2 separate regions of the Mus musculus genome follow, and region 1 is linked to region 2. A link is a loop called in an ENCODE intact Hi-C map of the cell type or tissue named here. Cell type or tissue: heart. All regions are shown on one strand. Each heading gives the region's core, and the rest is flanking DNA. Links, peaks and the distances in the headings are about the cores only.

Region 1 (14,930 bases), core at 4,943-8,942, 230 kb before region 2:
CGGGTCTGAGATTTGTGGAGAGAAGGGTTTCCACCATGCAAGCAGGCAGAAGTCAGATTGCACAAGACCAAGGATAGGTGGGCGGGACAGAGTGTACGAAGGTTGCTGTTTCCCTGTTACTATTTCCAGGGAAAGAAGAAGGGGGGCAGAGCACAATACCACTGGAGGATGGCCAGGAGGAAATGCTGAGATGGGTTTAGGGCTACACCAGGACCTGGGTGTGGCTTGCCGGTTGGACCCGCGCCCTCCTCCTTCCTACAACAGGAAAGCACATTAGATTAGCGTGGGTAAACCCCTCCAGGCGCTCACCTTACCTGGAACCGTTCCCACCCTCCTCAGCACTCCGGCAGTCATCCCTGCCTTGCTGTGTGACATCAGCCCGGAGTGTAATGCTGTAGTGACAGATGCCGAGTTCCGTGCCAGACTATGCTGGGTGCTCTGAATGGGCTCTTGCTTTTCACACCTCTTCCTTCCCTCAGATGTGGCAGAGTACTCCTGAGCTCCAAGCCACGCTGGCAAGCAACTAGGCTGTGTGCCTGTACCTCCTCGCCACGTTGTAACTTCCTAGCACAAGAGCCTAGGATCCCTTTGCAGGTGTCAGTTCCTAGGACTCAGTCATCCTGCCACGAGCAAGCGAGCGCCTGTTCTGTGCCTGGCACATAGCTGTTGCCGTTGGAGGAGGATATAGGTGTGGATGACAGAGGTTCACATTGAGTGTTGCAAGCTCTGTGCTGAGAATCTGTGGTGTCTGTTGCAGTGGCCCGCAGTGGATCTTGGTTAGGAGTTTGTGGACAGGAGGGAGATGGCCCTGGGGTGTGAAGAGCTGGGTTGCTAAGGGGACAGTGAGAATCTCAAGAGACTCCACCTAATTCAGTGTGGGGGAGGCTGCGAGGCAAGGATGTGTTGGCGGCAGTGTGAGCCAGGCACACACAGGCAGCTGGTTCCCCAAAGAGGAACCATCAGAGAAGGTTTTAAAACCCATTCCTCAACACCAGGTCAGGTGAGAGGCAGGGCTAGAGGCTAGGACAGGACCTTCAGGAGGCCGGAGGGAGGAGGGAACTGGGCCTGAAGTAACCCGGAGTGTGGGGAGTGGAGAGGGACCCATGAGAGGAGCTTACTGGTAGCTGTCACTTCTGAATTCAGTGGTTAGTATCATCCTCTCCTGGAGCTGGTGGCTGAGGGTGGCAGTTGTACCATGTGATCGGTGTTTGTAGTGGCCTGTTTCCCTTCCTCCACACCCAGTGTTCACCTCTGCTCTGACGGCTCCCCTCCCCCTCCCTCTCCCCCTCCCATTCCCTTCCCCTCCTCCCTGACCTTGAATGTTGTGTGCAATGTATATGCTCTATGCTGTTCACATGAAGGGAGTAGAATGGCCTAAAGAGCCCAGTAGGAATCAGTGTACGGCAGTTCTTCTTAGCCCCGCCCCTCAGAGGTGGGGCAAACCCCGCCCACCACGGAGCTAGCACTACATGCATCCCCAGCTCTGTGGCTGCTTCCTTCTGTGTTTTGTTTAGTTTGGTTTTTCGTTTTGTTTTAGGTTTTCCTTTTTGAGACAGACTTTCACATAGCCCAGGTTGGCCTTGAATTTGCTATGGTAATGGTAACCCGTGAACTGCTGATCTTCCTGCCTCTACTTCCCAAGTTCTGAAATTGTGTGTGTGTGTGTGTGTGTGTGTGTGTGTGTGTGTGTGTGTGTGTGCACGCACCCGTCTGGTTCTCGAGTTGTCTGAAGTGGGAGCTCTTCAACGCTGAGCAGCCCCAAGCCCTACCATGCCGGGGTTGTGTGATGTTAGGAGCCCAGGGCTTCATGTGTGCTAGGCAAGCAAGCAGCCAACTGAGTTTTACTCCTGCCTTCCTTATTTTCTTGAATAACACGAGATTCATATCTGTATAGTTCAAAATCAAAACATAAAAAGTTTACTTTGAGAAATAAGTCACCACCAAGCACAGGTAACATAAATTTTGTTTTGTTTTGTTTGGTTTTTTTTGTTGTTGTTGTTGTTTTGTTTTTCGAGACAGGGTTTCTCTGTATAGCTCTGGCTGTCTTGGAACTCACTCTGTAGACCAGGCTGGCCTCGAACTCAGAAATCCGCCTGTCTCTGCCTCCCGAGTGCTGGGATTAAAGGCATGTGCCACCATGCGAGGCTAACTTTTTTTTTTTTAAGTGAGACACTGTTTCTTGTATCCCACATTGGCCTAAAGCTCACTGTGTAGTCAGAACTGGTCTTGAACTCCTTATCCTAAAACACTAGGTTTATTGATGTGCACACACTCAGATGAACAACGTTCGTATCCCCAGTGGCAGCTAACACATTCTCCTGGTTGCCTCTTAGGTATCTTAGCAGTCTTTCTGTTTCCAGGACATCTATGAATGTATACGGACATTGGTGCATTTTATAGAGTCACCCCCACGCCTCTACGCCTGTCGGTTGTTTCTTGGGGCTGGAGCAATGGCTTAGTGGCTAAAAGAGCACCCGAGGGTCAGACATGAGGATCTGAGTGCAGGTCACAGGACTCCTTAGGCCTGGTACATCCCTGCTGCCCCAGCGCTGTGACAGAGGGAGATGGGGAGTGCTGGGGATTGCTGGGAACCAACCTAGCCTGGGGTCGACGAGAGACCCTATCTCAAGAGAATATGGTAGAGAGTGACACCCTCTCCCAGCCTCTTGAGTGTGTGTATGCACATGTGTGGGCGTGCACATCCTCACACATACACATACATACCACATACACACATTCTGTATCATCTTACATAACAGCAACCATGTAATATTCCATTGTGTGGCACTAATTTATTAACTCATCTCTGCTTGAGGGATATTAGTGTTGCCTACACAAAGCTGTGGCAACCGTTGTAAATCTGTTCCTTTATGTAAGTCGGATAAATGATTTCTGTTGTTCGCTTGTTTCTTGACACAAGGTCTCAGTATGTAGCTCTGTCTGACCTGGAACTTACTAGGTAGACCAGGCTAGTCAAGCTACCTGCCTCTGCCTCCTGAGTGCTGAGATCAAAGTCTTTCTAATCTATTTATTATTTGTATTTATGTTAAAATGTATTTATTTTAGAGATATGTAATATGTCATTTAGGCAGGCCAGGAGCTCAAAACCATCCTGCCTTTGTCTTAGCAAACTGCTAGGATGCCAGGTGCCTACTTTTTTTTTTTTTAAGATTTATTTATTTTATATATGTGAGTACACTATAGCTGTCTTCAGCTGGGATTTGAACTCAGAACCTCTGGAAGAGCAGTCTGTGCTCTTAGCCACTGAGCCATCTCTCCAGCTCCCAGGTGCCTGTTTTAATCAATGAGGTCAGGTTATCCGTGTGAGCCTCACTAGCTCTGCGCCCAGCTGTCATGGTTCTAGCGATTCTGTCTTACGGTGGTCGATCACATCTCAGCAGAGTTGTGATTCGAATCATCCCTGCCGTCAGGCTCCCCTTTAGACTTGGAGTCCTGTAAGCCATTCCCCAGATGAGGACGTGAGCTCTGACTCAGACGCCGCCATGCTGGGATGCTGGGTCCGGCTCAGCCCATCCCTCCCCTCCTTTCTTTGCAGACAAACATGAGACGAAGCTGAAGGGGGTCATCTATTTCCAGGCCATCGAGGAAGTGTACTATGACCACCTGCGCAGCGCAGCCAAGGTGAGGCAGGGAGGACCAGAGTGTGGCTGCAGGAATACCACCAGGCAGGGGTGTCGTGAGCACAGAGGCTTCGAGCCCGTCCTCTGCCCCGACTCCGGCTCTGCTTCACACTCCCTCTCTTTACCGTTTGTCTCTTCCTTTCTTCCTCCTCCCCTCCCAGAAAAGGTTTTTCCACTTCACCATGGTGACTAAGGTACCCCCAACCCCACATGCCAGTAACCAGAGCTCCTCATATTAACAGTTCCTGTGCCTTTTGGCCCCTGACCGCTGACTCCCTCCATCCCTCTAACTTGTTCCAGGCCAGCGAGAAGAGCAAGAAGTGCCTGTTGAAAGAAGCGCACTTGTTGCCTTCCTCTCTGGCTAGGACAGCTGGTGTAGCCCCCAGGGCAGGGACAGTACAGATGGGAGCTACGGGGCGGCTGCGGGGAAGTGCAGACACTTGATTGGAGAGGGGCGATTGATAGAAGGTGACCTTGGAGGCTGAGCCAGCTCGCCATACGCAAATTGCCCTCTCTTGCCAGCCCTTAGACCTCACCTAACCCTGACCTATGCCCTCTGGGGTCTGGCCCACCATCCTACTGAAAGCCTTCTTCTGCCTCCTTTTGGCTTAGAGGAGAATCTGGTTCTCATTGGGACAGCCCTTGTGACAGATTCTTTTGTATTAACTTTGGAACTGAGGTATGCCCCTGTTGGAACTGAGAGGTATCCCCCTCTTGGGGTTGTGAGGGTTTAGAGAGCCTAGTACTGCCGTGTGTTAGAATGCAAACCTATGGACTCTTGGGGACCGGGGTCTGGCCTGTTTGAGACTCGGCCTTAAATTCAGGGCTACCTGGGGACTTTGAGGAGAAAGTGCAGATGAGTGAACAGAACGTTCTAGGCATGGAGTCTCATCTTAGCACTTCCTGTCTTGCCTTCCAGAGTCCGAATCCGGCCCTCACCTTCTGTGTGAAGACCCATGACCGGTTGTACTACATGGTGGCCCCGTCTGCAGAGGCCATGCGCATCTGGATGGATGTCATCGTCACGGGGGCCGAGGGCTACACTCAATTCATGAACTAACTACCCTGCACCTCCTGGGTTCCCCAGCTCAGCCCCAGGACTCCGTGCCCTGCCACCTGCCACTCTGCTTGTCCCTGGGGACAGTGGCACATTGGGCACGGGGCTGCAAAGGATCGGGATGTAGTTGAGTACCTCGGGGCTTTTGTGCAAGAAGACAAATTGTGTTATGAGGAGTTTGGTGCTTGGGAATTGAGCTCCAGTCCCTAAAGAGCCAGCAGAGAGGAAAGGAAGAGGGAGAGGCCTTGTCGGTCCTGGGAGTCCAGAAGTTCAGGTTCCCTCCTGGGTCCAGCAGGCTGAAGAGGCTGCTGAGCTGCGCTCTCGGCTCTGTCCCGGCACCCACCCACCCCAGCTTGTTTTCTCTTTGTAAAGGACAAACTATGGTACCAGAATCTGCCAAAGATCCCCTTCTCATCTCATCCCCTCTGCAGGGGCTGGGAGGGGTCCTGAGCAGAGCCACGTGCAGAGCTGGGGAGCGGCTCAGGCCCCAACCCCATCTGCCTCCTCCTCTTCTTCCTCTTCCTCCTCCTCCCACCTCCCACTTGTCACTACTCAGCTCAAGGACCAGAGACCTCAAGTGTCACTTTCGAGGTCCAGCCCCATCATCCTGTTACAAGCCCGTCATCCTTGTCTCCATGGTGACCGCTTCATCACCATGGTTACACACTAATTGCCATGGCCACTCTGTGGCTTTGCCCACTGCTTCTGGCTGTGGGCCACATGAGGGTACGTGCCATCATCTCTCCAACCCAGGCCTGGGGGCATGTCACATGGTGGGAGGAGATGGAATTCCTCCCGGCTGCAGTGTGTCTCCAGCCCCCAGCCCAGCCCCTCTCCCTTTTACTGTGCCTTGCTTAGAGCCAGAAGGGATGATGTCCTGGGATCCAAGACCAGAGGGACAGCATCACTGAGGGGAGAGGAAGCTGAGAGGTCTGCCCTCCCATTCTAACAGGACTAGTTCCCAGTGAGGAACAAGGGTAGCTCAGAGTGCCTGCAAAGAAGCCTGAGTTGGGGCTGGGGCGGGCAGAAGCAGAGGCCCTGAGCTGTGGTAATCTCCCTTCAGTTTCCCAAAGGTGATGGGAAAGGAGAACGGAGGATAAGTCTCCAGCTGGCTGGCCTCAGCCTTGCGCCTTAACACTAAGCCACCTTCCCTGCCCTCCCCAGCACTGGGCCCTTAGTTGCTGGGCCTGGTTGGGTGTTTTGCAGTATTTGTAAGCATTTCAGCAGAACAATAAAAGCATTTTGACTATGTACATGAGTGTGGAAGTCTGAGCTATATTTGGTACCCGATAGGATACTTTAGGTATCAGGATTCAGTTTCCGCCCTCGTGAAAATTACAACCTTGACCTCTTGGTCACTTCTTGGCTCAGAACACTGTGAAAATTACAGTCTTGACCTCTTGGTCACTTCTTGGCTCAGGACACTATGAGCAGGAAGGGGCGGGGTGGGGGTGGGGCTAGAAGGGAGGTAGAGCAAGGGTTTAATGAACCATGAGCTGGGGCCAGGGGAGAAAGCGCAGGCAGTGAGTCCATTCTTGTTCTTGTCACTGTAGCAGAAGACTGAGAAGAAGGGCAGCCACTAGGCAGTGGGGTCCCAGGGAAGCTAACTGGGTCCCTGAAGTCAACTGGTCACCATAGCGATCCAGAAGCATCAGGGCCAATCCGTTTGTCCAGCCAAATCCTTCCTGGAGAGAGGCCAGGACAGTAGGGCCAGATCACTGAGGCCCTCAAGCCCCGTTTGGGGGATCCCTTCTTCCCAGGGCTTCTGTCCCCAGGGGCACCAATGATTGCCATTCTGACTCTCTCCATAGGCCCACTTACTGGGACAGCAGATCCCAGGACTTGCCTGTAACTGGATCAGTTCACCCTAGCTTGCTCACCTGAACTTCATACTCCCCTCCTCCACCTGGATGTCCACCGTTGCTGATGTCATACTGGGGACAGACACAGGAGTTATAGATGGATACTGCCCCTAAGCCGGACCACCCTAGCTATAGAGTAACAGCCACTGAAGCAAAAGATGTGCCGAGCTGCTGCTCAGACCCCTGCAGTGCCCAAGAATGGCCACCAGGGGTCGCACTGTACCAGTTTGTTCCGTCTTAGGCCTGGCCAAGTCTGAAAGTCCCCATTTCAACCATGGAGTGAGACCCCCATGGCAGACATACCCCAGCCAGCTCACCTTCTCAAACATCGCTGACTTTTGGGAGTAGACTTTGAAGTTGGTTTTGATCCAATTCTGGGCCAGCTGGAAAGCCACCTCCTGAGTCCGGGGGGAAGCTGACTTGGCCAAACCTAGACCCCACCCCAGATAAGGCTTGAGTATTCAGAGACCCCATCCTGGGCAGGAAAGCTTTGGCCTTTGTCTCCCCAAGGCAAGAAGATCTAGGCCCTCAGATCTCCTTTCTGAACCTGTGGACCCCATGTTCTTAATCCCAGGCCTGGGGTTGGCGTGAAGGGGAGGAGGGAGGGTCTTCCAGACAAGTGAAATGGATCTATCAGCTGTCCCTTTCTTACCTCTAATGACCAGGTCCTGCAGTGGGGCCCAGGCATTGGGGAAGTCCCACTGCTGGCCTGTGTTACGAAGAGAGGTTGGGATTCCATATTGGTAGGTCAAGATCTTGCTGTCCTAGAAGGTTCCAGACATTGATGTGACTGTGAGCGATTGCTGAAGCAGGAGCCAAGGACTCAGCACCCTCAGGGAAGGCAGGTCTGTCCCTCCTTACCCTTCCCATCCTGCCTCACAGCCACTCCTAATGGCCTCAGTGAGACTTGCAGGGAAGGGAGGGTCCTGTCTCCAGGATGCCAGGCCGGCCCGCCTGCCCACTGTCCCCTCACCTCCAAGTACTTCAGAGCCTTGTCAGCAACACTAGGGTCTGAGAAGCAGCCAGCCCAAAGTGGGGAGAGGTTGGAGGGATAAAACTCCAGGTTCTTCTTCCCCTTTTCCAAGTCATAGTCAAACCAGGCACCCTTCTGCTCGTCCCACAGGACAGCTTCCATGGCGGCCAAGCGCTGGGCCCGCAGGTTCCTGTACTTTGTGGCCTCTGTGTCGTTCCCTGTGTGGTTCTGCCTTTAGTCTCAGCAGGAAGAGCACTGGGCACTGACTGCCTTTTGCTCCCTAGCTTTAGATGCCTTTATGTTGTCCCCTTCCATATGTGGTACCCATACAGACTAGGAATCCTAAGGATCAAAGACCATGATTCCCCAGTGCCCACTAGAATTCATGGCTCCTTGAACTAACATCCCTGCCCTGCTCCCTGGGACTTGCTGCTCCGTCTCCCGGGTCCACCATTCTGATGGCTCTTGCTCGGAGGAGGCTAATGAGAGCATCAGGGAATGGAGAGAGAGCTGATGTATGCACCGAGGTACCCTTCAAAAAGGACAGCAGTGTGAACGTGTGTGGTCCTATCATCCTCTCTCTCACTCTGTGTCTGTCTCCGTCTGTGTCTGTCTGTCTCTGTCTCTTGTCTCTCTCTATCTCTGTCTCTCTTCATGTCTCCATAGGAGTGAAGGCTTGAGCTGGCTGAGGAGACCTACCTCCAGTCCCATGGCCAGGCTGATGCAGGAGCCCACACTGGCCTGCCTCCTGACACAGGATGCTCACCTAGTCTGGAGTAGAAGTTACTCATCAGTTCCTCTGCTTGGCACAGGAACGCGTTCAGATCAGCGGGTACCATTTTGCTGGTTCGGATGCTGCTGAGCAAATCAGGGTCTGGGCCTCCAACAAGCCAGCGTGAAGAGAAGTCCCAGCCAGACTCAGCCCCAGCCTTGAGCTCAGCCCACAGAGTCTCTCGGTCCCCTGTGAGGACAAAACAGCAACCCCAGGCCGCAACTGACTTCAGGACAAAGCAGCCACAGATCAAAGCCAGACAGTCACAGAGGCTAAGCACCGCCACCCCGTCCGTCTGTCTGTCAGTCCTCCCTCCTCCTGTTCCTGCTTACCTTCTGGCACAGAGTTTGCCAATTCTGCGTCTTTCCTGTAGGACTCTGGCCTAGCCAAGAGAAGGACAACAGCCCAACATTGGGAGGTGCTAAGCCCCTCTGCCAGCCAGAAAGCTGGGTCATCTTGACTCAAAAGGTACCCTGACACCCGACACGCACAGGCTCTCAGGGTCTAAGTCACCCCTCCAGTTTGAGGTTGCAGAGATGCTCATGTCAGAGTGAGCTGATGGCAGGCCAGTTTCTCACCTGGGTCCCCCATAAGGGACATAGTAGCGATTTAAGACATAGCTTTGTCCTCCTGAGACTACAGAGACAGTCCTGTTCACAGTCCAGAAGTCCAGTTCAGAGGCTAGAGTCCCAATATTCTCCCTGGGTTGAAGCAAGCAACACCTCAGCCCGGGTACAAAGCCATTGCCCTTGGCCCTGGGAAGTCTCCAGCACTGGCAGGGTACCCACTGAAGGAAGGCGACATCCTTGGTATGAGCTACATATCGATCCATCATGAGAGTCAGGAGTGGGGGCTGGCTCCGTTGCAGGTAATATATGCGTCCACCGTTGGGGATATGTCCGTAGCTGCCAAGAGAGACTCTGTTTAGGTACCTCCTGGCCCAACAGCAAAGCAAAGGCAAGCCCAGCTCCCTGCCCAAGATCCCTTCTTACGTCTTCACCAGATCCAGAAAGTTTTGCAGCATACCCTTCACTGTTGAGGCCATCTCAGAAAGAAGCAGGCCTTCCATCACCCAGTACGAGTCCCTGAGAAGGAGCCAGCTCTCATCAGCTAGCTTGCACCCTCTGTCCAGCACTCCCATATTGGAGGGTGCTGGTCCTGGATTTTCCACACCTCTGCCAGCCTCCATGGGGCCCTAGCCTTTTAGACGTGGGTACTCACCAGTAGTAGAATTCAACAAAGCGCCCCCCGGGCACAATGAAGGGGTGCTTTGAGTAGATTAGGGAGGACCTCTCGGGGTAGCTGAGGACTTCTGCTTTCATCTGGAATCAGGGAAGAGGACCCAGGGCAGCCTAGCACCAGCCATGAGGGTAGAGGTTGCAGACAGTGGGAGCAGAGAGCCTGGCAGCCCTAGCTGGGGAGGCTGTGCCTCTTGTTCCTTTTGTTTTGCTGTGTGGTCAGGGTCTGATTCTAGGAGTCTTAGTATCCTCACCCTCCATATGCCAGCCTCCGGGCTCCTGGCTCAACTGGGTGGTGTGCTGAAGCCTGCACAGCATCAGGCAGGTGACCACTGGCAACATCCATTGTTGTGACCCAGATGAGGCCAATGCTATTCAAGGTTTCCCTTGATCTCTCCAAACCCCCTCCCAAACCCCACTCCACCCCCATGCCACTTGAAACCAAACTCAGAAGGTGGCGCACCCCGTCCCAGTGCCCCTCCCAGGATGATGGAACCCGTGGCCTTTCACCAGGGACAGTTGAGATCCGGAGCAGTGAGGACTGGCGTGGGGCCCCTCCCTTGGGTCCTTCAACCTGTTCCTGCCAGTTCCAAGTGTGTTAGTGGGGAGCTTAGCCTCCCTCAATCCTTGTGAGCGAGCAGTAGGATGGGGTCAGGTATGTTCCTACTGGAGTGGCTGGTCCTGAGCAGCCTTAGGGCAGATGGCCAGGTAGGAAAGCGTCCCACAGCACTGGGCTGAACACTGGCTGGCCACATGCAGCCCAAGTGACTGTCCTTGGGACTGTACCTGGCCCAGAAAGGACTGTACCTGGCTCAGGAAGGGAGAGAGGCAGAGGCCATGACTCCAGCCATGTCCTTCTTGGCTGCAGGCGGCAGCGCTGGCTAGCCCTTGGGCAGCAGGACAAGCTTGGTTAACACAGGAGGATGTGAAGGGTTACAAGCAGATGTTCCCTTCTGACGTCAGAAGAGCATTCTGGAAGGCTTCTATTTAGGGCTCAGGGATGTGGGCTATGTTCTTAGGAAATATCTGTGCTCCCAGGCACTGTGGGTCCCAGCAAGTAGGGCTCTACCCCATCCCTGGAGCAATCAGCTAGACCATAAAGCAGGCCCAGGCCATTGCTACCTTCTTTCCCAGCTTTTTCCAGATCTTGTGTAGCTCCTCCGCCCAGACACGCAGATTAGCATCCGAGATCTTCTGCAGGAACTGAGGGCTAGAAGAGACGGTCCCACAGGGTTCCTGGAGGCCGCCCCAAGTGAGGGGCCCTCTCCTGTCTTCCCTCCAGAGCAGTACCTGTCCTTCCAGTCCTCAGGGGTCCAGGACTGCAGCTCCTGCCCCACGGGCTGGAAGTGACTCTGGACAAATTCCTGAAGCTGTTCCTTGGGGATGCTGTGGTTGTGGACTGTGGCCAGCTCACTGAACTTCTGCAGGACTTCATCTGGAGAGCAGGTGACATTGAGGGTCAGTGGGTGCGATGAAGGATCACCCCGATCAGGAAAACCCATGCTTCTCCCTCGCCTGCCTGGTAGAAGATCCAGGACAACCAAGGTTGCTTTACCTGGAGATGTGGCCAGTGACATATCCACAAACTGCTTGTCATCTTGGTAGAGCTGGGCCATCTGAACTTGGTGCAGGAGCTCTCCATGGCAGTAGATCTGGCTGTAGAGACAGTCGGGGTGGTAGTGGTCAGAAGAGAGGGCTGGGGTAAGGGACAGATAACTAGTTGCTGTTGTTGTTGTTATTGATGATGATGATGATATAAAATATCTCTATCACGCAGCCCTGACTGTCCTGGAGCTCTATATGTAGACCAGGCTAGCCTCCAACTCAAAGATCCACTTCTCTCTGCCTCCAGAGTGCTGGGATTAAAGCCATGCACCACCTCTAAGCCTGCCTGTGGAAAAGCCTTAATAAATCTTCCCAAGCTGGCTGTGGCAGAACACACCCTCAAAATGTCAGGACTCCAGAGTTGAGGACAGGCAGATCTCTGTGAGTTAGAGACCAGCCTGGCACATATGGAGTTCCAGGATAGCCACAGCTACATAATGAGACCCTATCTTAAAAAAAAAGAAAAAAAGCACTAGATAAAGAATCTAGGGTGTCTTAAGGGAACTTCAAATTCAAGAAACAAACAAACAAGGCCATTGGGCTCATTTTCTTTAAAAGAATCATGTACGGGTTAGAGAAATTGCTAGGCCATTAAGAGCACTTGCTGCTCCAGAGGACCTAAGTTCAATGCTCAGCGCCCACAGGGCTGCTCACAACTGTCTGTAACTCCTGTTTTAGAGTTCTCCGATGCCTCTTCTGGCCTCCGTGGGCACCAGGTATACGAGTGGTGGATGGATGTATATGCAGATCAATTGCCCATACACTTTTTAATTTAAAAAAAAGAAGAAAGACCCGGGGGGGGGGGAGTTGTGGGGAAGAATACAGTCCCAGAAGCCACCAGTGGTCCAAGTGACATCACATTAAGTGGACATACAGGGAACTGAGCCCAGTGGTTTTGTCTTAACTGAGGAGCCACCTCTGTGGTTTCTTATTGTGTCACTTGTTTATTCCTAAGATGGGGTCTCACTTTGTAAACTAGGCTGGCCTTGAACTTACAAAGACCTACCTGCTTCTGCCTTTTGTTTTGTCCGGTTTTTTTTGTTTTTGTTTTTGTTTGTTTTTTGTTTGTTTGGGTTTTTTTGGTTGGGTTTGTTTGTTTGTTTGTTTGTTTGTTTTTTGAGATAGCTCAGGCTGGTCTCAAACTCTAGATCCCCTTGCCTTGCACTGCCTCCTGGGCGCTGAGATTTACAAACCTGGGACACTGAGCTCAGCTGGAACTTGCTTTTAATGAGGAGAAGCGTTCTGAGGTAATGGGCAAGTCGATCTCTCCCCAGAGGGGAGCAAAGGTTGGAAAAGGGAAGAGGCAGGGCAGTTCAAGTTGATGAATAATGCCAGATAATGCCAGGACCTACCCCGGGGAGGGCGGTGCACTGCCCCAGCAGGGAGGGCCTCCTGATCATTTAATGCATATTGAGGCCAAAGTAGTTATGGGCAACACCCTACACCCCAGCAGCCAGGCTCAAGGGACATCTCCCACCCTTCTGCCATATTTCCTGCAGGCTAACAACAAGCATTGATGCACTCTGACCTCTCTTGCTGCAACAGTCAGAAGACACACCCCCTGGGACACCAGGGAGATGGTTAGTTACTCTTCCGAGGACCACTTGTGTCTTCCCTTTAAGAAGGCCTGGGTTCTGTAATATATAAGGATGCACTATGGGGACCCAGTTTGGCCCAAGTTTTTGAACTGAGACCGGGTAACCAGTTTTGTTCCCAAACAACATGGAACCCAGAAAATAATTAAAGCCCCTCCCTCCCTCCCTCCCTCCCTCCCTCCCTCCCTCCAACCAGACAGCAACGTTTGCACACCACATTTGGTAAATAGATGGGCACAGAAAATTTCTCCGTAATTTACACAGACTTGTCTATAAGGAAGCTGAGCACCACTGCGATGGGGAGGGGGAGGGCATGTAGGCATCGCTGGTAAGCTTTAACTACCTAGAGTAAATAACTCATCTAATGGCACTCATACTGGGAGCTCCAGCAAGAGCATCTTCTGGGCAGAGTACAACAGAACAGACTGTCCTGAGAACCGTAGTCACTTCTGAACTCAGTGCTCTACCACATTTGTCTACGGCACAATAACAGACCAAGGAGATCAATCAAGTCATTGCAAAACACATAAATGTTATTAAGTAAGATTGATCATTTCTTAAAATCTGTCACTAGTGTTAATCGATGCCTTCAAATACTGCCATACACCAACTGACCAGCTCTGTGTCATTTATGTAAGTTCTATGATAAGTGGAAATATTCAGACATATGGGATGGCACTGTTCTCAGAGTCTTGGCCAGCTGGGCTGGAGAGTCGGCTGATCAGTTAAGAGCATTTGTTGTTCTTGCAGAGGACCTGGGTTCTATTCCAAGTACCCACATGGTGGCCCTCAACTATCTCTGACTGCAGTTTCTAGGTATCTGATGCCCTCTTCTGGCCTCCATAGGCACTGCATGCATGTGATGCACTTGCATACAAGCAAAACACTTCTAAACATAAAACAAACGAACAAACAAAAAAATAAAAAGTATTACCCAGGCATACTGGCAAATGTCTTTGTTTTCAAGATTTGTTTGTTTATTATTATGTATACAGCAGTCTGCCTGCATGTACACCTACAGGCCAGAGGAGGGCACCAAATGTCATTATAGAAGGTTGTGAGCCACCATATGATTGCTGAGAATTGAACTCAGGACCTCTGGAAGAGCAGCAAGTGCTTTTAACCACTGAGCCATCTCTCCAGTCTTGGTAAATGTCTTTTAATCCTAGTTCTTGGGAGGATCTCTAGGAGTTTGAGGCCAGCTTGGTCCTCATAGTGAATTCCTGGACAGCTAGGGCTACATAGAAACACTGTATCAAAACAAACAAACAAACAAACAACCCAGAATTAATTAATTAAAAACAACCTGGGACGAGGCCAGGATAACTATGATCTAGATTCTGATACTCATCAGGTTCCACATGTTTAAGGGGCAGTCTAATAAAACCACTCTCCCTCAGATGCCAGTTATAAATTTGAGGGTCTCTGGGCTGTTTACAGTTTGGAGTAGCTGGTTGCACACTGCATGGGAATTCTTACTGATAGGCACAGTTTCATTTCCTTGCTTGGGAACCACCCTGGCTTCTGGCACTTCTAGCTGCAGTCCTGCTACTGGGACCTTGGCATCAGGGGAGAGAGAGCAAGCTCAGGTGACAAGAAAACAACAGATGTACTGTCCTCTCCCCCACGGGAAGAACTGGCTAGTCAGGCCAGGTTCTCCCACACCTGAGAAGCAGAGGCCTGTACTGACATACTGACAGACAGTCCTGTAGGGCTGCCCGAATGCTGGCACACTCAGTGAAGATGTGCAAGGCAGTTCTTCTTCTTCTTCTTCTTCTTCTTCTTCTTCTTCTTCTTCTTCTTCTTCTTCTTCTTCTTCTTCTTCTTCTATCATTCGGCTTGTCCCCAGATTTATTTATTTTATGTATGTGAGTACACTGTCACTGTCTTCAGACACACCAGAAGAAGGTATCATATCTCATTACAGATGATTTTAAGCCACCATGTGGTTGTTGGGAATTGAACTCAGCACCTCTGGAAGAGCAGTCAGTGCTCTTAACCACTGAGCCATCTCTCCAGCTCCACAAGGCAGCTCTTCACGTCTTTATCTCTCACTGTTCCCGGCTGCACAGGACAAATGCCTGTTCCCATCATCCTCCTCCTCCATCCTCACTCAGGTCTTATCCTGGAGCGGCCGTGAACTAGATAGGAGCCAAGGATGCCCTTGAACTTCTTCTAATCCTCCCG
Region 2 (14,930 bases), core at 4,351-8,350:
AGGTACATGCCAGCAGACCAACGGGAAGGGGTTCCACACAGTCACAAATTTGAGGAAATAGGAAGCAGGGATTATTATGGGTCATCGTGGAGGAAGCCTGTAATCATGACACCTCCGATTTAAAGGCTCCACAGGGAGCATTCGTCCTCCACCCGGCCATTGGAGCCTGATCTAAACCATAAACCTGGAGATCATTTGTTCTCCCCCTCTTACACTGCTCAGTGGTCATCACTGTCAGGGGCACCACTACAGCCTGCTCCTTTCTATTCTGGTGGCCACGGCCTGGCCACACTTGCTTTTCTTTTCTCTTGGGTAGTTCTGCTCCTCGGTCTCCTCACCTCATCTCTGACCACATGCCAGTCTGTCCTCCTCACTGCCAGAGGGATCCATGCCAGAATGGTCCCTCCAGAACTCTGGGGAAGAATCTCAAAGGCAAAACTTAAAACCCTTGGCAAAGGCAGTAAGTCACCAGTGGCCCAGAGCAGCTGCAGCTCCTGCCAGGCCCCACCACTGAACCTTCCTCTTGAGGAAGAAGTTTGGTATGCAGTTTCTAAGTGTGAGAATAATTCAAGTCCCTCAGCCTTTCTGAATGCAGATGCTTTCTTCCCCCCCCCCCCACTTCTCTCTCTCTCTCTCTCTCTCTCTCTCTCTCTCTCTCTCTCTCTCTCTCTTTGAGACAGGGTTTCTCTGTGTATCCCTGGCTGTCCTGAAACTCACTCTGCAGATCTGCCTCTGCCTCCCGACTTCTGGGGAATAAAGATTTGCATGCTGTGCCGGGTGGTGGCCATGCCTTTAATCCCAGCACTTGGGAGGCAGAGGCAGGCGGATTTCTGAGTTCTAGGCCAGCCTGGTCTACAGAGTGAGTTCCAGGACAGCCAGGGCTACACAGAGAAACCCTGTCTCAAAAAAAAAAAAAAAAAAAAGACTTGCATCACCATGCTCAATGACAAAGTCCCCTCTTTCTAGGCTATGGTCCTCTACCTAGTCCAGACAGACCAGCTGAAAGCAGGGGTCGATTCTCATTTTTCAGTATCTCAATACCCATCATGGTGCCCGCTGTGAGGGATTTCTCTACCAATGTTTAATAAGTGAAAGAATCAGACAAGCTCTTCTGGATGCCTGGTAGCCTATGGCTACTCACCCTTGGGCAAGCTTTTCTAACCTAAACATCTCTCTATCACTGACAAAGCTAGAAATGCAAACGTTGAGTTGTTTAGGGTACTGCATTCTCTGTTTGCTCTGTGACCTCGGGGATGGCATGGATCACTTCTGCACCCTCATTCCTCATCTGCACTGAGGGCCAATGCAAAGGGGAGAACAAGGGGCTGGAGAGATGGCTCAGGGGTTAAGAGCACTGACTACTCTTCCAGAGGTCCTGAGTTCAATTCCCAGCAACCACACGGTGGCTCACAACCATCTGTGATGGGATCTGATGCCCTCTTCTGGGGTGTCTGAAGACATATTCACATACTCACATGCAAAAAAAAAAAAAATGAATAAAAAAATCTTAAAAGAGGGGGAGGGGAGAGCAAGATGGATTACTTAAATCGGTATTTATTGAACCAGGTGCTTTCCTGGGCACCCTTGAGTAAATTAGATGGGCTGACAGCCACCATATTCCCACGAGATGGGTTTTATTTCATTTCTCTAGAAATGGAAACGATGGTGGCTGGAGAGAGAGAGAGAGAGAGAGAGAGAGAGAGAGAGAGAGAGAGAGAGAGAGAGAGAGAGAGAAAGCTCTACAGTTTAAAGTACTTGTTGTTCTTACAGAGGCCCCGGGTTCAGTTCGCAGCACCTACTTGACAGCTCACAAACATCTCTAACCCCAGTTCCCTGGGATCTGATGGCCTGACTTCCAAGGGCACCAGCCCAGATATGGTGCACAGACATACATCCATGCAGGCAAAACACTCATAACATCAAATAAGTAAATTAAAAAAAAAAATCCACTTGAGCCAGGCGTGGTGGGGCATGCCTTTAATCCCAGCACTCGGGAGGCAGGGGCAGGTGGATTTTTGAGTTTGAGGTCAGCATGGTCTACAAAGTGAATTCCAGGACAGCCAGGGCTATACAGAGAAACCCTGTCTCGAAAAACCAAAAAAAAAAAAAAAAAAAAAAAAAAAAATCCACTTGAAGTGGGAACTACAACTTAAAGAAACAAGGGAGAAAACTTAGCCAAGATCAAAAGCTGAACAGTTTGCTGTAAATGGTTATTTTGGCCAAAAAAAAAAAAAAAGAAAAGAAAAGAAAAAGAAAAAGAAAAAGAAAAAGAAAAAGGAAAAAGAAAAGGAAAAAGAAAAAAAAGTACTCAGGTCTCTGCCAAGCCCCAATGATGGAGTTTTTTTCCTTTGGCCACAGCACCTGCCAGCCTCGGATCTCTAAGGAATGAATGGTCCTCACTGTTTCCAACAAACCAGCTGAGCATCACCTCTGGTCTCCAGGCCCAAGCCTTCAGGGTGCTCCCAGGTGGTGGATCTCGGCCCTCTTTCTGCATCCTTGTCCTAAATCATTTTCATATCTTGCTAGACCTCAGTTTGAGAGAAACGAACCTTCTCATTTTCAAGTTGAAAAAAAAAAAAAGAGGTTCAAAGTGGCTCACTCAAAGTTACAAGCCAACACTCACCACTACGAGTACAATGGCCACCATTAGTGTCTGGCATGCCCCAGGAGACAGGCATGCATATTATTCTAGATGACTGGGAGGCAGAGGGGTGGCCTAGTGAGGTCAGACTGTGGACAGATCAGGCAGATGTGGGTTCTGATCCCAATTCCTCAGGCCGCAGAACTACTGTGGTTCAAGAAGGGGACAAAAGGACTGCAGTCCCGGAACAGGAGGTCCGCTTTGAGAGCTGACTGAGCAGAAGAGGAAAGTGAAGAACTTCAGGGGCAAGAGCTTACCCTACTTTTACAGCTTTGTTGTCTTCTTTACTCCAGGGGCATCCCTGGTACTCAGTAAATGTCTGTTGGCTTGAGGAACATATGTGTAAGGAGGAAGGAGAGGGAACTTGAGGGAGTTAAGACTCAAGAATCAATCAAGGAGAGGACAGCAGAGAAGACAGGGTTTGGGAGAGAGACTCCAGACATTGGCCCTGGTTCCCTTCTTGGCCACTGTGAAACCCTCCAGAGGAACTGAGTGCTGTGGCTTTAAATGATCTCAGCACTGTCAGTGAAGCCGCTCTGCTCAAAGAGTTATCCTCTTGCTCCTGTGCCGGGGGCCTCCCCCTCCTCTCAGCTCCCCAAACCCTTCTCAGCCACTGTGATGGGATAATTAGATGCGAGAGCTCAGCACAGATGATGCTCCAGTTGCTTAGCAACTAATGGTTTCCATGGAGACCGCAAAGCACAGCCTCTAGAGCAGCCAGTGAGCAGCTCGGCAGGGCAGGGAGAAGACGCAACTCTGCTCCTCCAGAAACCTGGGGAGGGTTAGGGTGGGGAAGGTGAGGGGGGATTGGAGGGAGATGGGAAGGCTTAAAGGCACAGGACCCTCATATCCCTTTAAAAATGTGACCAGAGATCTGCTCTTTTTATCCCACACTGTCTCACTTCTAATTTCAAATGGGGCTTAGGAGTGGACCTATATGGTCTGCTCTGCAGTAAACCAATCCTCTTCCTGATTCCTCCTAAATCCTCACGTAAACACTGTGCTATGTGGAGGTTTGAGACTTGCCAGGAAGATCTCCTGACCCTGACACCCTACCGTGTAGCCCTCTTCCGCACCGCCAGTTCTCCCTCGTGTGTGATCTTTCTGTGTGTAAAGTGAGGAGGAGATCTCATCTAAAGGGGACAAAAGCCAAGGAGCTGGAAAAACAGAAATCAGTTCCAGTTCTCCACCCAAAGGCAGCCTGAGAAAAACCTCTGTCCCACTTTGCATTTGCATGTGTGTGTGTGTATGAGTGTGTGTGTGTATGAGTGTGTGTGTGTATGAGTGTGTGTGTGTATGAGTGTGTGTGTGTATGAGTGTGTGTGTGTGGATGAGTGTGTGTGTGCACATGTATGAGTGTGTCTGTGTATGTATGATTATATGTGTGTGTCTGTGTGTGTGTATGAGTATGTGTGTCTGTGTGTGTGTATGAGTATGTGTGTCTGTGTGTGTGGATGAGTATGTGTGTCTGTGTGTGTGGATGAGTGTGTGTGTGGATGTGTATGAATATGTGAATGTGAGAGTGCATGTGTGTGTGTCTGTGTGTATACGAGTATGTGTGTGCATGTGGATAAGTGTGTGTGTGTGTGTATGAGTATGTGTGTGTGTCTGTGTATGAGTGTTTACACCAATACAGCATCTGCTAACTCCAAATGTGAGTCTGTGTCTCTGCGTTACCTGTAAGCGTCATAGGAAGTTTTACGAAACCATGAGATGGCTCAACAGGTAAAAGCTCTTGCCACCATGCCTGACATTTTGGTCCCCAGAAGCCACATTATGAAAGGAGAGAGCCAATGCCCACAACTTGCCCTCTGACCTCCACATAGACACTGTGGCACACATATGGGCACACATATAAAATAATAAATGCAACTTTAAATTTTTGAAAGAAATTAAGTTTCGGGTTTTACCTCAGACCCACTGTATCAGAAGCTACATCTGAACCAGTTTCCTGATCGTCCATTGCACAGTAAATTTGGAGATCGTCTGGTGAGAGTTCCTCCTGCTCCCAGCCGGAGCCCCCAGGTTCTGTTGTCTTCTACCCCCTACACACATTGCAGACTTTAAGTCCACCCAGCATGGGGGAAAGGACAGAACCCCATCAGCCCTTCAGTGGCCCCCACTTTTCCACTAGGACCTTTCTCTGGGGTTGGGGAAAATGGGTGGTTCCTGGAGCAGACCCTGACGGTCTGAGCTCAGGTCCTATCGAGTTCACCTAGCTGAGACACCCACACCCCTGCAGCCACTTTGCAGTGACAACCTGAGTCTCAGGTTCTGCATCTATAAAAAGCAGTGCCTTTCAGGAGGGCATGCAGAGCCCCCTGGCCAGCGTCTAGAGGAGAGGTGACTGAGTGGGGCCACGTCACTCGTCCATGGCTGGAGAACCTCCATCAGTTCTCCCAGTTAGCCTGGGGCAGGAGAGAACCAGAGGAGCTGTGGCTGCTGATGGTGTTTCTTCCCCAACTGTTGTCCCAGGCATCGAACCCCAGAGCGACCTGCACACAGTCCACCGCTGAGCCACACCCCAGCCCTCCACCTCCTCTGCTCCTGGTTACAGGATTGTTTTTGTCTTGAAGGGTTTTGTTGTTGCTACTTTTTGCTTTGTTTTTGTTTTTGCTTTTTTTTTTTTTTTTTTTTAACATAAGGTTTCTCTTTGTAGCCCTAGCTGTCCTGGAACTCACTCTGTAGACCAGGCTGGCCTCAAACTCAGAAATCCACCTTCCTCCCAAGTGCTGGGATTAAAGGCATTCGCCACCATCGCCCAGCCCCTGGTCTTGTTTCCTAAGGTTTTCCTGCTTTACTCGCTACCCGTTGCACAACCGCTTGCTGTCCAAGTCTGTTTGTATCTACTCCACTGCCCACTAGCCTTGCTGGACTGGACCTGCGTTTACCTGGAAGCCTTCACTAACTTCCCTTGTCTCCACCTTCTGGAGAAATCTGAAGGCTCACACTGATACCCTCCGCTTCTCCCAGAGTCGCAGTTTCTTAGGCCTCAGTTAAATACTAGAATTGGATCTCAGGCTCTGCTATCCCCACCCTACCTAACCAACCCCCTCCTCTCCCATCCTTACTAGCCAAAGCCCTTTCAACCCTTGGGGCTTTTCCTACACCTACACACCAGGGCAATTTTAGAACTCATGGCTCTCCTAGGAAAACGCCTACCTCCTTGGAGACAGCACCCTCTACAGTCCAGGAGGCAGACACTCAGACAGAGGAACTCTGTCCTTCAGTCGCGGGAGTTCCAGAAAGAGCCATACTCCCCTGCAGCTAACTAAGCTGCCAGGACCCAGCCAGAGCATCCCCCTTTAGGCCCGAGGGCCAGCTCCCCAGCCTGAAAAACCTGTCTGGGGCCCCTCCCTGAGGCTACAGTGCCCAAGGGGCAAGTTGGACTGGATTCCCAGCAGCCCCTCCCACTCCGAGACAAAATCAGCTATCCTGGGGCAGGGCCTCATTGGCCCCAGGAAACCCCAGCCTGTCAGCACCTGTTCCAGGATCCAGTTCCCAGCGCAGTATGGCATCCACACTGCCTGTCCAGACCTTGCCCCTGATCCTGATTCTGCTGGCTGTCCTGGCTCCGGGGACTGCAGGTCTCTATTGCTGGTGGGAGCGAGGAGGGTTTCAGAGCGCTAGACAGGGAGCATTGTCTCCCCAGGGCTCTCAAGGACAGAATGTTGGTCTAGCTGGTTGGGGTTGAGAGTTACTAGTGGTAGGGATCAGGTGACAAATTCCTGGGCTTCTTCCAGATCCAGGAGTCAAGAAATTTGGGTAAGTGTCCAAGGTTTGTGTGAGTTGGGCGAGACTGGGGACTGACTGGGTGCCATGGTCTAGTCTGGGTGCCATGGTCTAGTCTGGCTCCCAAACAGCGCGGCGTACCCACCATCTGCAGCTCAAGCCTGCCATCTGGTGGTCAGATCCACACGCTCCTCTTCTGTCTCTGCACCCTTAGCAATGACCACCCACCCACCCCGCCAGCTCTGAGTTAAGAGGGGGCTAACTCCTGAGTTCCCTCTCGGCTCCCTAACAGACTTCAACATCTCAAGCCTCTCTGGTCTGCTGTCTCCGGCGCTAACAGAAAGCCTGTTAATTGCCTTGCCCCCATGTCACCTCACGGGAGGTAATGCCACATTGATGGTCCGGAGAGCCAACGACAGCAAAGGTAGACCTCCCTTGTACCCATTTATTCTACTCGTCGTAACCCCTCTTAACGATACCCAAGAGCTGCCCGTTCTACAAGAGTGGACTGCTAGAAATCTGATCTTGCCTTTCACTCCTATTTCCCCTCAGTGGTTAAGTCAGACTTTGTGGTGCCTCCATGTCGCGGGCGCAGGGAGCTTGTGAGCGTGGTGGACAGTGGGTCTGGCTACACCGTCACAAGGCTCAGCGCATATCAGGTGACAAACCTAACACCAGGAACCAAATACTAGTAGGTACCGATGGACACCTGTGGAGGTGGGATGCAAAAAAGGGAAGTGGAGGTCCCGTGAGGGTGGGGAAGTGCCAGGAAGCATGAGTTAGAGAGGGCACAGCTAAAGGGTAGGAAATGTGAACCTGGACCCCAGGAGGGCCCAGATGGGACACATAGCTAGAAGGTGGAGGCTGGAACCCCTCCTCCCGAGTGCCAGATACGTACAATCTCTGCTTTCTCTCAACTCCTGCCTCTAAAGCATATCCTACCGAGTACAGAAGGGGACATCCACCGAGTCCAGTCCAGAGACTCCCATGTCCACGCTTCCTCGTAAGTAAAATGCCCGTCTCTCACACTTCCCTAAGCTCCGACTTTTTTCTCCTAGAGCAAGTTAGATAAACTGTTTTCTGAGCGCTCAGTCGCTCTCTCTCCCCCGCCCCAACCCCCCAGTATTTGGTATGGCCACCTCCTGTCCTGTTCAATCATCTCTGCACTAGAGGTTCCTTGTGCAGAGGGATGATGTCCTCCTTGGTGGCTCCTAAGTGTTGCTGTGAGGGGGGTCTATGTTTGCTTGACTGGTTGGCTGGATGACCAGTTGAACTGATGCTGGCGGCTACTTGGATGGCTGGGCTAAGCTGTGAACCACAGGAGCTACCTAGGAACCCCTTCAACTCACAGAGGTTCTCCCATCTTCTTCTGACAGGAAAAAACATGGAGTCTATTGGGTTAGGAATGGCCCGGACAGGAGGGATGGTGGTCATCACAGTGCTGCTGTCTGTGGCCATGTTCCTGTTGGTCGTGGGTCTTATTGTTGCCCTGGCACTGGGTGCCCGCAAATGAGAAGGGCTCTCCTGCATCCCAGGCTCCTCCAAGAAGTCCAGCCTGCCTCCTGCCAGGCTGTAGTCACTGGCTTCTCAGTGGCTTTTCTTCCCTCTCCCCGCCCCCTCCTCGAGTCCACTCCTGACAGTGCCCCCTCCCTGCTCCCTGTCTCACCTTGCAGCACTCCCTGCTAGCCCCACTGCAATCCTGCCAACACTGATTTATCTCTTAACTGTACTTAATTCTCACAATAAAGGCTGACCCACGTAGTATGTCTCATCTCCGACCATGTCTATGTGAGTCACCCCTTTAGCTGGTCCTCTTATGCACATATCAAAAGTACCAATGTCAAGGTCACGTGCATGTCATTCTCTCTATCCCCAAACCCCAAGGGTGACTTTTCCCAGGAGGGAGGCAAGCAGAGGCAGAGATAATGAAAGCCCTCCAAGCCCCAGACCTAGGGCTTGGGTTTTGCATCCTGCACTCAGTAGATGACCCAAGCAGGAGTCTGAGTTGGGCAGGGGGTAGAAGCTGGATCACCATGTGAGGGTGACTGGGAAGCTGACAGAACTAGGGAAGAACTAGAGAAAACACAAACAGGGCAGGCCCTGGAGCCTGGGTGAAGAACATGCTAAACGGTTCTAGACCCTAGAGCCGAGGTGGACGGAAGCTCCCTGGAAGGGGGGGGGGACCACAACTGTGGTAAACAGGCAGTGTCACCCTCGTCCATTTTTAAAATATAGTTTTGTTCTATAAAAGTTTTATTTATTTATTTATTTATTTATTTGCTTGTTTTTATTTGTTTGTTTGTTTTCCAGAGCTGAGGACCAAACCCAGGGCCTTGAGCTTGCTAGGCAAGTGCTCTACCACTGAGCTAAATCCCCAACCCCTGTTTTTGTTTTTTTGAAGCAGGGTTTCTCTGTGTAGCTCTGGCTGTCCTAGAGCTCTTTGTAGACCAGGCTGACCTCGAACTCACAGAGGTCCACCTGGCTCTCCATCACCCAACTAACGGTTTTATCTTTCGAGTGTGAATGTGCATATAGTATGTTGGATACATTGAGGACAACTTTTGGGGCATCCATTCACTCCTTCCACGTGGGTCCCAAGGATCAGATGCGGGTTTCGGGGTTTCACCACACACAGTTAACCACTGAGGTAGGCCACTGAGGCATCTCCTTTGTTTTTGTCCTCCCCACGATGTGTTCCTGATGGGAAGCCGTGATCTTTACTTTGCTTGTAGGGTGAACACCCCAATGTGTAAGGTGATCTTAGGGCCAGAGCTGAAATACACAGCTTCCCCTCAGCTTTTCCCAGCATGCCTCAGGAGCCTCTTTTCTTTCTTGCCACAGGGCCTTTGCACAGAGGATTCTGTGTGCCTAGACTGCCCTTGTGACTCCCGTTTTCATAGCTCACTGCCCCTTCCCCGGGGAAGTGTCTAACCTTCATCAACCCCTTCCTCCACCCTCTAATTCCTATCCTGCCCCACAGTGGTACACACACAGGCTCACAACTGTGTGTGTGATGACTCCGCTGTCCCCTCCTCCAGACCGCAAGTTCCCTGAGACCAGCTACTTTGATCTTGGGACAAAGATCTTGTCGTGATCTTTGATCTATGACGGCTGGTTCTATAGTGCTGATGACAGACACAGTAGGTACTCAGTAAATGGTTGTTGATTTCAACTCTTGGGAGGTTGAGGAAGATTGCCCAAGTTCAAGGCCACCCTAGGCTTTATAGTGAGATCCAGAACAGCCTGGGCTACACAGAAAGACCCTATATCTCTCATATTTTTTGGTTGTGAACCTAGCCTTTATTGGCTGAGTCCAAGAGACCCTATCTCAAAAACAAAACAAATACAAAGGGAAGTGAGATAGCTCAACAGGTAAGGCTCCTGCCAGGCAGGCCGAAGGACTCCAGTTCAATCCCCAGAACCCACATGAAGTTGCAAGAAGAAAACTGAACCCACAAAGATGTCCTCAGACCTCCTCCACACATGCGCTGTGGCATGAGAGCTTCAACCATCACACATGCGCGCGCACACACACACACACACACACACACACACACACAAACAGACTAGAGGGTTGGTCAGTGGTTAAGATTACTGACTGCTGTTGCCAGGCGTGGTGGCGCACGCCTTTAATCCCAGCACTCCGGAGGCAGAGGCAGAGGCAGGCAGATATCTGAGTTCGAAGCCAGCCTGGTCTACAAAGTGAGTTCCAGGGCTACACAGAGAAACCCTGTCTCAAAAAACCAAAAAAAGAAAAAAAAAAAAGAAAAAGAAAAGAAAAAAAAAAAAAGATTACTGACTACTCTTCTAGAGACCTGTTCAATCAATTCCTAGCACCTACATGGGGCTCATAACCATCCATTACTCCAGTTCCAGGGAATATGATGCCCCCTTCTGGTATCTGCTGGTACTGCAAGCACACAAGTGCCCAGGTAGATAAATACAAGATAAATACAAGCAGGTACACCCAGGTACATAAAATGAAAATAAATAAAATTTTTTTAATTAGGTATTTTCTTCATTTACATTTCCAATGCTACACCAAAAGTCCCCCAAACCCTCCCCCCCCACTCCCCTCCCCCCACACTCCCACTTCTTGGCCCGGATGATCCCCTGGACAGAGGCATATAAAGTTTGCAAGACCAATGGGCCTCTCTTTCCACTGATGGCCAACTAGGCCATCTTCTGATACATATGCAGCTAGAGACACGAGCTCCGGGGGGTACTGGTTAGTTCATATTGTTGTTCCACCTATTGGGTTGGAGACCCCTTTAGCTCCTTGGGTACTTTCTCTAGCTCCTCCACTGGGGGCCCTGTGATCCATCCAATAGCTGATTGTGAGCATCCACTTCTGTGTTTGCTAGGCCCCGGCATAGCCTCACAAGAGACAGCTTTATCAGGGTCCTTTCAGCAAAATCTTGCTAGTGTATGCAATGGTGTCAGGGTTTGGAGGCTGATTATGGGATGGATCCCCGGATATGGCAGTCTCTAGATGGTCCATCCTTTCCTCTCAGCTCCAAACTTTGTCTCTGTAACTCCTTCCATGGGTATTTTGTTCCCAATTCTAAGAAGGAGCAAAGTGTCCACACTTTCGTCTTCGTTCTTCTTGAGTTTCATGTGTTTTGCAAATTGTATCTTGTATCTTGGGTATTCTAAATTTCTGGGCTAATATCCACTTATCAGTGAGTACATATCATGTGAGTTCTTTTGTGATTGGGTTACCTCACTCAGGATGATGCCCTCCAGGTCCAACCATTTGCCTAGGAATTTCATACATTCATTCTTTTCAATAGCTAAGTAGTACTCCATTGTGTAAATGTACCACATTTTCTGTATCCATTCCTCTGTTGAGGGGCATCTGGGTTAATAAATCTTTTTTAAAAACAAAAACAAAACCAGGCTGGAGGCGGTAGCACACAGTTTGTGCCAGCACGCAGGAAGCAGAGGCAGGTCATCAGGAGCTACATAGTTTCAGGCCAGCTAGAGCTTTATACAGAGACCCTGCTTCAAAAACAAACAAAAAATGGCTAAACAAACTAACAAATAATAATGGGAGCTGGAAAGATGACTCCGGCACTTGCTGTGCTTACAGAGGATCCACGTTTGGTTCCCAGCACCCACATCCCTGTAACTCCAGTTCAGGAGATCCATGGCCCGTTTCTGGTTAACACAGATGCAGGAACTTATGTGGTATGTAAGCCAACACCCAGGCCCTCACACATACACACAAAATGAAATGATACAACAAAACTCTATTGAAAGAAATTTTATTTTGAATCCCATGTTAGCATTCCTTCTAGGCTCCGCCCGACAGTTACCTGGCAACAGCCAGGTGTGCTTGACTCACTATAAAAGGGGCATTTGCCCTCTCACTCTCTTACTCTCTTATCCTCTTACTCTCTGCCCCTCCTCTCCCTCTCACCCCCCTCCTCCTTCCCTCTCTACATGTTCCTGGACAATCTCTCTCTCTCTCTCTCCTTCTCTCTCTACCTTTCTATGGCTCTACTCTCTCAACTCCCCTTCCCATGCCCTAAATAAGCTCTCTTCCATACTACACTATATGGCTAGTCTTTCGGGGAAGGAATACCTCAGCATGGCCCACAGAGACATCCCCCACTTCCACCTCACCATACTGTGCGTCTACCAAACATATCCTGTCTCTCTCTTTCTCTTCTATAAAACACAACACTCTGCATGTGTGTGGTGGGAAGAGAAATGGTATGTGTTCATGAGCGCAGGTGACATGGAGGCCAGAAGATGTTAGGGTTAGGTCCCCTTGAACTGAAGTTATAGGTGGTCAAGAGCTTCACTGCCCACCCTTCCTTTCCACCCACCTAGGTAAAGTCTTTGTATAACAGCCCTGGCTGTTCCTGGAACTCATTCTGTAGACCAGGCTGGCAGCAAACTCTGAGATCTGCCTGCCTCTGCCTCCCAAGTGCTAGAATTAAAGGCGTGCACCACCGCTGCCCAGCCACACCTCCCCCTTTAAAAACAAGGTCTCAATGTATAGCCCTAGCTGGCCTGTAGACCATGTTGACCTCAAACTCACAGAGTTCTGCCTATGTTTGTCTTCAGCTCTGGGATTAAATACATACATTGCCACGTCCAGTATTAAATAAAAATTGTAGGGCTGGTGAGATGGCTCAGTGGTTAAGAGCACCGTCTGCTCTTCCAAAGGTCCCGAGTTCAAATCCCAGCAACCACATGGTGGCTCACAACCATCTATCTGTATCAAAAATCTGATGCCCTCTTCTGGAGTGTCTGAAGACAGCTACAGTGTATACACATATAATAAATAAATAAATAAATAAATAAATCTTTAAAAAAAATTGTAAAATTTAAAACAAACAAACCCCAACCTGGCTGTGGTGATGCATGTCTTTATTCCCAGCATTCAGGAGGCAGAGGCAGGTGGGTCTTTGTGAGTTCGAGGCCAGCCTGGTCTACAGAGTGAGTTCCAAGACAGCCAGGGCTACACAGAGAAACCCTGCCTCAAAAAAAAAAATCATTGCTTTTAGACTCTTTATATGAATGTTGTGCTTCAAATGAGAATGGCCCCCATTGGCTCATATACTTGAATAGGTGGTGGAACCATTTTGGGGAAGGACTAGGAGGTGTGTCACTGGGGTGAGCTTCAACATTTCAAAAGCCCATGCCAGGCCCAGCCTCTCTGTCTCTCTCTCTGCCTCCATCTTTCAGATAAAATCTAGCTCTCAACTACTGCTTTGCCCGCCTGCTGCTGTTGGAGTTCGTCAAAAGACCCTTACTCACAAGGACCACAGAGACCGCTGCCATCGCTGCAAACCACATGAGGATTTTTATCCAACATGTTGGGGATTCCCCTCTTAGCACGCAGGCCAGAGAAGAGACCCAGAACAAAGAAAGAACACACTTTTTATACCTTTGTAAGGGGCAGATTTGAGCAGCAGGGTTCTCATTGGTGTAGCAAGTAACCCTTTCAGGCATTGGTTGGTTTGTATAGTGACTAAGTAACCCTATGGCCTAGTGACTCACTTTGCTTGTCCCCATGGTGGGTTACTATGATTTGGTCAGCAAAGTAATAGTACATTAACATCACAGCTATTAACATCAGGGGAATTCTTGCAACAAGGTCAGGGTGGTTTGTGGTCTTTGTCAGAATTCATTATGGGGGGGGGGAGAATTGCTAATCTTGTTATGGTTATTTCTCTGAAAACAGCTAATATTGTTTTGGTAGCTTCAGGCTTAATCATTTTGACCACTAAAACTCTGTTTTTACATTTGTTTAGTCAGCCAGCTTCCTTAGCTGGCTCTGCACGTGGCCTGCAAGTAACAGTTTGGAAAGTAAGTCCTTTCCGAAGGGGGAAGGTACTGGGTGGTCTTGAATTCATTTTGGACGTTACACTGCCCTGCTCCCTGAGGTGATGAGCACAGCCTCACCCTCTGAAACTGTAAGGAAGCCTCCATTAATACTTTCTAACATAACTAGGACAATGAATAAAACTTTCAACACACTGTTTGAAATGCACAATGAAAATAGCACAGACAGGGTGGTTAGGAGCACTAGGTGGTCTTTTTTTTTTTTTTTTCAGAGCTGAGAACCGAACCCAGGGCCTTTTGCTTGCTTAGCTTAGCGCTCTACCACTGAGCTAAATCCCCAACACCCCATTAGCTACTCTTGCAGAGAACCTGGTTCAATTCCTAACACTCACATGGTGTCTCACAACTGTTATAAGATCCAGTGTCCTGCCGGTGGTGGTGACCCCCACCTTTAATTCCAGTACTGGAGGCAGAGGCAAATCTTGTCTCTCAGAAAAAACAAACAAACAAGCAACAGGAAACATATTTACATTACAATTGTTAACAATAGCAATGGAAATAATTTTGTGGTTGGGGGTCGCCACAGCATGAGGAACTGTATGGAAGGGTCGAAGCCTTAAGAAGGTTGAGGACAGCTGCGCTAGAGTCATCTGAGAAGAGTGAGCTTCAGTTGAGAACACACCTCCATGAACAGCCGGTCAGTCGGCAAGCCTGGAGGGGATTTTCTTAATTAGTGGTTGCTGTGGGAGGGCCCAGCCCTTTGTGGGTAGAGCTACCCCTAGGCTAAGGATCCTAGGTTCAGTCAAAAAGCTGGCTGAGATAACTCTGAGGAGCAAGCCAGGAAGTCGCCAGGCCTTCTCATTAGCTCTTGCATCAAGGTTCCTTGCTGGGACGATGTGTAAGCTGAATAAACCCTTTCCTCCACATCTTGCTTTGGTCCTGGTGTTTCACCACAACAACAGTAATCCTAAAGTGCTTGCCTTAGCTACATGGTATAATTCCAACCTGGGCTAAATGAGAGTTCAAAGGAAAAGACGTGTTAGCCTGGGGAGATGGGTCGGTGGGCGAGCGTATTTGTTCTGCAGACAAGGGGATCTTAGTTTGAATTCTCATTAAAACAAAGACAAACAAACAAATCATGATTCCCCCACACTTAGGAGGCAGAACAGGCAGATCTCTGTAAGTTTAAGGCCAACCTGGTCTACCTAGTGAGTACCAGGCCAGCCAGGGCTACATTGTGAGACCTTGTCTCAAAAAA

What was found. Hi-C counts contacts between places; a loop is a spot of excess contacts. Peaks named below come from ENCODE experiments on the same cell type or tissue, not always from the same donor. Only the 100,000 strongest peaks of a DNase experiment are listed, where the experiment ranks them.
Region 1: it touches region 2 in a loop (6-fold over the local background); 7 of 42 quality-filtered maps call a loop at or near these places.

The regions. Positions count from the first base shown.
Region 1 is chr9:44,677,329-44,692,258 of GRCm38, reverse strand. Treh (trehalase (brush-border membrane glycoprotein)) reads right to left here. Exons shown (of 15, transcript NM_021481.3): 2 at 11,099-11,199; 3 at 10,834-10,978; 4 at 10,666-10,753; 5 at 9,527-9,627; 6 at 9,298-9,390; 7 at 9,094-9,210; 8 at 8,884-9,006; 9 at 8,638-8,687; 10 at 8,300-8,494; 11 at 7,534-7,751; 12 at 7,213-7,324; 13 at 6,878-6,990; 14 at 6,579-6,632; 15 at 5,954-6,383. The coding sequence ends at 6,243. Phldb1 (pleckstrin homology like domain, family B, member 1) reads left to right here. Exons shown (of 22, transcript NM_153537.4): 21 at 3,557-3,642; 22 at 4,561-5,951. The coding sequence ends at 4,701. Among named protein-coding and RNA genes, the nearest start is that of Treh, 12 kb to the right of the region's middle. In heart, for the core only: a CTCF peak has its summit at 6,753 (motif pointing right); DNase peaks (open chromatin) are centred at 5,456 and 6,698.
Region 2 is chr9:44,445,929-44,460,858 of GRCm38, reverse strand. Upk2 (uroplakin 2) reads left to right here and starts at 6,092. Exons shown (of 5, transcript NM_009476.2): 1 at 6,092-6,228; 2 at 6,666-6,797; 3 at 6,926-7,064; 4 at 7,306-7,376; 5 at 7,750-8,144. The coding sequence starts at 6,153. The coding sequence ends at 7,886. In heart, for the core only: CTCF peaks have their summits at 5,830 (motif pointing left) and 6,542 (motif pointing left); a DNase peak (open chromatin) is centred at 6,478; H3K27ac peaks cover 400 bases; H3K27me3 peaks cover 3,340 bases.